Regions from separate parts of the Homo sapiens genome. Here region 1 is linked to region 2. Evidence: chromatin contacts called from ENCODE Hi-C or POLR2A ChIA-PET data. All regions are on one chromosome and are shown on one strand. The core of a region is the stretch at or near the end of the contact, and the rest is flanking DNA. Distances in the headings are between cores, read along the strand shown.

What was found. Hi-C counts contacts between places; a loop is a spot of excess contacts on that map. ChIA-PET counts read pairs that join two places held with the same protein, here RNA polymerase II (POLR2A). Pooled maps may share reads with other maps.
Region 1: a loop to region 2 is called in a map of astrocyte of the cerebellum, with 5 times the contacts of the local background. The contact joins the promoter of LINC02975 here to the promoter of LINC02913 in region 2. A Hi-C loop is called at or near these places in 12 of 168 maps with a recorded cell type or tissue (DLD1, GM12878, K562 and 8 more), 20 of 37 single-sample maps with no recorded cell type and 13 of 50 pooled maps. POLR2A ChIA-PET finds 5 or more read pairs at or near these places in 11 of 52 experiments (BJ, CD8-positive, alpha-beta T cell, Caco-2 and 7 more).

The regions. Positions count from the first base shown.
Region 1 is chr9:129,280,995-129,284,375 of GRCh38, reverse strand. LINC02975 (long intergenic non-protein coding RNA 2975) reads right to left here and starts at 1,960. Exons shown (of 3, transcript NR_121587.1): 1 at 1,684-1,960; 2 at 1,318-1,446.
Region 2 is chr9:129,319,426-129,322,364 of GRCh38, reverse strand. LINC02913 (long intergenic non-protein coding RNA 2913) reads right to left here and starts at 1,349. Exons shown (of 2, transcript NR_149714.1): 1 at 1,319-1,349; 2 at 1-573. RefSeq lists enhancers at 1-398, 399-967, 1,290-1,339, 1,820-1,879 and a silencer at 1,540-1,659.

The sequences.
Region 1 (3,381 bases), core at 711-3,210, 39 kb after region 2:
CTTTTCTCTCCCCCAGTCCCTTCCTGCCACACACACTCCTATTTCTCCACATCTTTCCCCTCTAAATGACGGGGTAACCAGAAGTGACACCACAGCCGCTGGACCCCTCACGGCGCGAACATGAAACTGGGCAGGTCTGGGTTTGGCCACCCGTTCCCTGACTTGCTGGCTGTGTGGCCTTATGCAGGTCACTTGCCCTCTCTGAGCCTCAGCTTTCTCGCCTGTAAAGTGAGGGGCACGTGAGCTCCCGCCTTGCAGGGCTGTGTGTGTTGCGGGTGGTCTTGGAAGCCGCACTCAGTGTGGACAGGCAGCAGTGCTCCCATGCAGGTGCCACGTCAATATCATCACGTGGTTCCTGTTTAGGTCCTGCTCATTCCTCCAAGGGCCGAGGCAGCTCCGGGGGAATGGGGAGGGCGTGGCCTCTGCCCTGGTCCTAGCCGGGTCTGCGGCTGCTGGTGTCCACCTGTGGTTCTCAAAGGGTGGTCCTCCTGGCCAGCAGCATTGGCCTTGCCCAGGAACTTGTCAGAAATTCAGATTCTCTGGCCTGGCCAGTCCTGGGAATCAGAACCCCTGGGATGCAACCAGCCACCTGTGCTTTCACGAGGCCCCAGGGGCCTCTCGCAGGCACTGGTGTGAACCAGGAGATCCTGGAGGGTGGCGGCCCATCTTGTGCCCCCTACCCTCACTCCCATCACAGGGTCTGGTCCTCCCATTTCTCCAGTCACTCTGCACTAAACGCTGGACAATGGCCCCTAAGTACAGGCCCTCGTCTGCTAGTTAACAACTGGGGGGCCCAGGTTCTCCAAATGTGGTCCCCAGAGTACCCACACCAGACCACGAGGGAGCCTGACAAAATGCAAGCCCCTGAGTGCCCCCTAGACCGGCTGGGCATGGCTCCCCAAGAATTTGCTCTGGGGACACCCACAAGTCCCAGAACAGGGGGAGGAAAATGAAGGGCACAGGAAAAGCCGGGCCCTGGGGAGGAGATGGAGGAAAAGGGAAGTCAGACAAGATTCCCCAGTGCCAGTGACGGGCACCACTGCCTCCCCAGAGCCACCACAAGCCAGCCGCCCCTTGGCAGCAGGGGTCTGGGAGCCCTTGGCAGTTCAACCCTGTACGGACACCGTTTGAGGGGCTAGAAATAAGCCAGGATGAAATGTTATGAAATAATAATAATAGTCCCTTCTCTGGCCCACTGCAGAACCCTAGAAAGTAAGGGACTGGGGCCAACGGCAGCTGCAGTCAAGGTGCCTGCAGCTATGTGACCCCAGGGCCTAGCCCGCCCCTGCCTCCCGCCCTTCACTTAATTCCAAATACCTTTTCTCTTGTCAGCCGCAAGTCAGTGGGCTTCAAAGTCAGGCGGTGGCTCCCGTGACCCTTTGTGGGGAGGGCAGGGGTGGGCCCAGCTTCTGTGTGTTCTGCTCAGTGGGCCAGGAGGCCCCAGGCCTGCAACGAGAGGGAGGGAGGGAGCTCGGCCTGCCGGTCATTGCTCCGCACCTAGGCCCTTGCAGCTTGGAACGGACCAGCAGCCGGGAACAGCTGGTCCGATCCCACCGCCCTGCTAGGGAGGCTGCCCAAGGTACCCGGAGAGCCTTGGACTGGGGAGCTCAGGGCTGGATGAGCCAGAGCTCCAGGAGAGGAAGGCTGCGCTCACCTGAACTAAAAGTCGTGTTACAATCATACCTGCAGGTGTCAACCTCACTTTCGTTGCAGAGAGGAGGGTCTGGAATCACATGCTCCTCCAGGCAGCATTTTACAGAAAGCTGCCCTGACAGCCACGACGTACTCCCCCACTTCTACCTCTATCTCGGATTCTGTTGCAGAATGTGGCGAGGTATCACAGGGCTGCCAGCCACGGACAGGTTTGAGGGGACCGGAGTAGGGGGTTGCAGGGACGAGCTGGCAGGATCCAAATCCCTCCCGTCAGATGTGTCTCCACCCACAGCTTCCTTTTCCATTGGAGCAAACATAACAAAACAAGTGTCAACTACACTTCCTGATTCCTGAGTTACGAAAAGCCAGTGCCACCCACAGGTCCGTCCACCCCCTCCTCTTGACCCGGCCCTTCCAGTGGCACCTTATTCTGTTATTTGCTCTCTATTTTTCTTTAAAAGCATTCACTGCTATTACTTAGGTAAATGCATCCATAAGGGAACTTTATGTGACTACTGTTAGGTGGAAAAAAAACTAAGATCATGGGCCATAAATAGAAGGTAAAAGTAAAAATAAATTACAATTAAAATAAGCAATGTTAGGAAATTCTAGCTGGCTATTGTTGCCTGCCGATGGCATTTTGATAGAAAAGCGTTGGGGAGTTGCAAGCTTCCCCTCCAGGGGACCAGAGGGCTGAGACAGAGAAGGGAATCACCTTTGTGTGGTATGAGGCTGTGTGATCCCTGACGTCACTGTCTCCTAGGTCACCGAGGGTGCCCACCCCACACTGGGGAAACACTGACCTGAGGGGCACCCCTAAGCCAGTGAACCAGGGGACAGGGCTCCTTGCGAGGCAAGGACCAGATGGCATTTAACGCTGATAGGCACTATCATGACCTCCTGGGCATGAAACAGGTACCTCCCTGGTCCTTTTTCCAGAAGAGGTTGCAGAAGCCCTCTGGACAGGCCTGGCTCATGTCCTCCTGCTGGAGCGGGCTGACATAGCCCTCAGCCCTCCACTCCCAGCGTGGCCCGTCCGCTCTCCACAGATGTGCCACGCTTTCTCTAGGGTCCCCGCCCTGGGATTCCCTCCCGACCTGGCACATCTCAGTCAACCCCACCTGCCTTCCAGGTCCCCTCCGCCAGCCCTCGGCGGCCTCTCTGGGGCAGGACAGCATCCTCCTGAGGACCATGATGTCTGTAGTACTGTTCTGCCATCCGGAACTTCTCGTAAGTGGGACCCCACTGACCACCCTCTCGATTTCTAAGTGAAGCCAGAGAGTTGGATCACAATTATCCCCTGTGCCAATAATTTCCTTTATGAGAAATGCAGTTGTAAGTCTTAGAAAGGGACATGTGAATTAAAACAGGCAGTCACGCAGAACAAGGGGGAGGGAACGCATGAGGGTGCCAGGAGGTCCCCAAATTGTCCTCCAGGTGGAGACCAGCTGGGATGGCGGTGACGTCTCACCTGCACCAGGACTGGCAGCTCTGTCACATCCCCACAACACAGGGCCCTGGCAGGCCTCACTCTGCACTGGCTGGCTGTATCTGGGGCACAGACACACGGGCTGGTGGCGTATGTCACAGGTGGCAAATGTGTCACTTGGCCTCAAGACTCCCTGCATGCAGTGGAGACAGTGAGGCCTCTGTCCACACAGGCCCCAGCTGGGCCATGACCCGCTCTTGAGGCCCATCCCTTACCCTGACCTCACAGCTTCCCTGGTT
Region 2 (2,939 bases), core at 100-2,599:
GGGACACACAAAGGGCAGTGTCCCCCGGGCATCAGTGCTCTGAGGGCAGAGCCAAGCGAATGTCCCCTTAGGGCCTGCCGATGTGCTGGGGAAACGTGGTTCCCCACCCATGAGGCTGCTGCTTGCTCCAAGCCTGGGTGCCATGGCCAAGATGGCTCTACCTGGCTGCCAGGGTCACAGAGCAGAGGATTCAGATGTCTCACTTCCTGAGGGTCTCCAGGCCAGGCCCTGGCAACACAGCTGTGAACAGCCATGTGGTTCCTGCCCTCATGGAGCTCACAGCCCTGTGTGCAAAGCAGGCAATCAGGGCCTAAGCATGGGGTGCGAAACCCAGAGTGGGCAGAAGAGGACGGGCTGGGCACCAGAGAGGACTTCCCAGAGGAAGAGGCACTGAAGGGAAGGGCTCGGATGGGAAGAAAAGGGGTTCCAGGCAGAGGCCACAGCCTGGGCAAGGGCCTGGGAGAGAAAAGTGGTGGGTTCCAGGAGCTGCAGGCTTCCTCGCCCACCTCCCCCGACAGGTGAGGTTTATCGCTCAAGGCCACATACGCCATCTCACGTGGTCCCCGCTGCCACCTGGAGAGGTCAGAGGGCAGGAACTCTTACTCCCAATTCACACTGGGACAATTCCCAGCTGGACTAGAACCCCGATCTCCTGACTCCTGGCTCAGGTGAGAGTCAACATGCAAGGCTGGGCCCACAGCAGCCCTGGCATTTGACCAGCAGCCAGGTAGGCCCAATTTTCATCACCTGCCTTTAACAGATGAAGAAATTGAGGCTTAGGGAGAGCACAACACCCCTCAACTGCCGCAGTTTTTGTCTGTCTGGGGGCCCTAGGACAAGCCTGAGGTGCGGAAAAGCCCTCCCTGGGTGGGGCAAGAAACAGAGCTGGGAACGGGTGACTTGGGGTGAAGGAAGGAGGGGAGCGGGGATGGGTTTTGGAAATCCACACTGGGCAGGGAAAGGCGAAGGAATGTGGGTGAGACGGGGTGCGCCAGTCCCGGAGGGGCCCAGGGCCTCAGGCAGCCCCCTCCCTCCTTGCCTCCCAGGTGAGACCCTAACTTCGCGGAAGACGACACCCCTCAGCTGGGCGGGGAGGAGGGCCACCGCCTCCTGGCCACCCAATCAGAGACATTCCCAGTCTGATGGCGGAGGCCGCCAGGGCCAAGGGCTCCCAGGGCCTTCCCCGGGGAACCCCCGAGACCTGCCCCGGACTCGGAGGCCCACCGCGCATCGCCCGCCCCCAGCCTCATTAGCACCGACACCCGTCGTCCTCCCCTCGGTTTCCGATGGCTCCAGAATTTAAAGGTTAAATCCTAACCTCGTCTCAGCAGTTTCTCCCGGCTTTGCCTACCCAGCGCCAGTTGCTGGTAATTATATGCATCTCCGAGCAGCCAATCAGCTGTCAGACTGACAGATACTGATCTTTTCGTTTTATTTTTAGCTCTGTGCTTCCCCCTCTAGTTGCAAAAAAAAATTCTGTTTGTTCTGTGTGCTGCTGCCTCGCTCCCAGCCCTGCAGCCGGCTCTCATCTCCGCCAGCCAGGCGGGAGCAGGCAGCCGCCGGGGCTGGAGCCTGCGGTCCCCGCCCGAAAGCGGGGAACAGAACGTGCCCGCCGCCCCCGAGCTGCGGACCGCCCTGCCCAGAGCAACCCCCGGGGCTGCCATGGGGAAGGGAGGAGGCCGGGGCGCTGTGGGCACCTTGGATGCAAACACCCGAGGAGCTGTGCTCAGTCTTGGGGGCCACGCACGGGTGGAAGCAAGCCCGTACCTGCGGGCTGGGGGCTTGGAGAGAAAGACACACACAGAGACAGCGAGAGACAGAGAGACGTACACAGGCAGAGACAAGCTAGACTGAGGGCGGAGGGGAAAAAAGACAAGCACTTTCCCCCCTGGAAGCACTCGTCCCCCATCCCCCAGAACCGAACAGAAGGGGTCAGGAATGGCCTCAGCCCCGCCCTGGAGTGGGGCTCAGAGGGGAGTTTCCAGCCCCGGGCCCCCCAGAGCTCGGGCCGGGAACCTGGGCCTCCCCTCCCAGGTCTGCTGCCTCATCTGCCACGGAAGGGCGAGTGAAGTGCTCTTCGGGGTCATTTGTGAGTTGTTCTGCAAGGTTCTGTGGGCCTTCCTGGAGACTGGCAGGTGTAGGGGCCTGGCCGGAGGGAGGCCGCTATTCATACAGCTTCTCTGGAGGGAGAGACAGCAACTGAGGGCCAGGGAAGCTCTTAGGTCCCAGTGAGTCTCCCAGACAGTGGAGGGGTCTGATCCAGGGGGGCCGGCCCTGAAGAGTGATGGGAATGATTGTGAAGTTTCCTTCCATCCTCGCGGCTCTCTACAATTTGCAAAGTGTTCACTTTGCCCTAGTGGCCTCTCCTTCTGCCCCACAGTTAGCTCCAGAATGGAGTGAAATAGGGGTCTGGGAGGCCTGGGGAGGCTCACCTGTTTTCTGATGGGCCCTGGGGCCGGCGTCGGGGGAGTGTGGCCTAATGGTTCCGTCTTTGAGGTACAACTCACCTGGTTCAAGCCCCAGGGCTGCTGTTTACCAGCTCTGCGACCCTGAGTGAATGGCTCGAGCTCTCTTGGCCCCAGTGTCCCCATTGGGAAGGTGGGCCCCCACCCCACCCTGCACCCCCACAGGGTGGCTCAGGGCCAGAAGTCACTCCGTCTGGGTGCTCCTCCCGGCCCCGGCCTCCACGGGCCCGGCACACTTGTGAGCAGGTATTATTAGCTTCTCCGTTTTGCGGATGGGGAAACTGAGGTTCATGTGACTCGTAATTGGCAGAACTGGGACTAGAAACACCCCCCCACTTTTGGCTTCCTTTTCTCTGACACCACAGATGGCGCGCTGAGAAAAAAGAGAAGAGCGGGAGAAGGGAATTAGGAGCCCGAGAGAGATGGAGGGAGGCAGAAGCGCCGTGATCAATTACTTGGGCTATAAATTTCTGC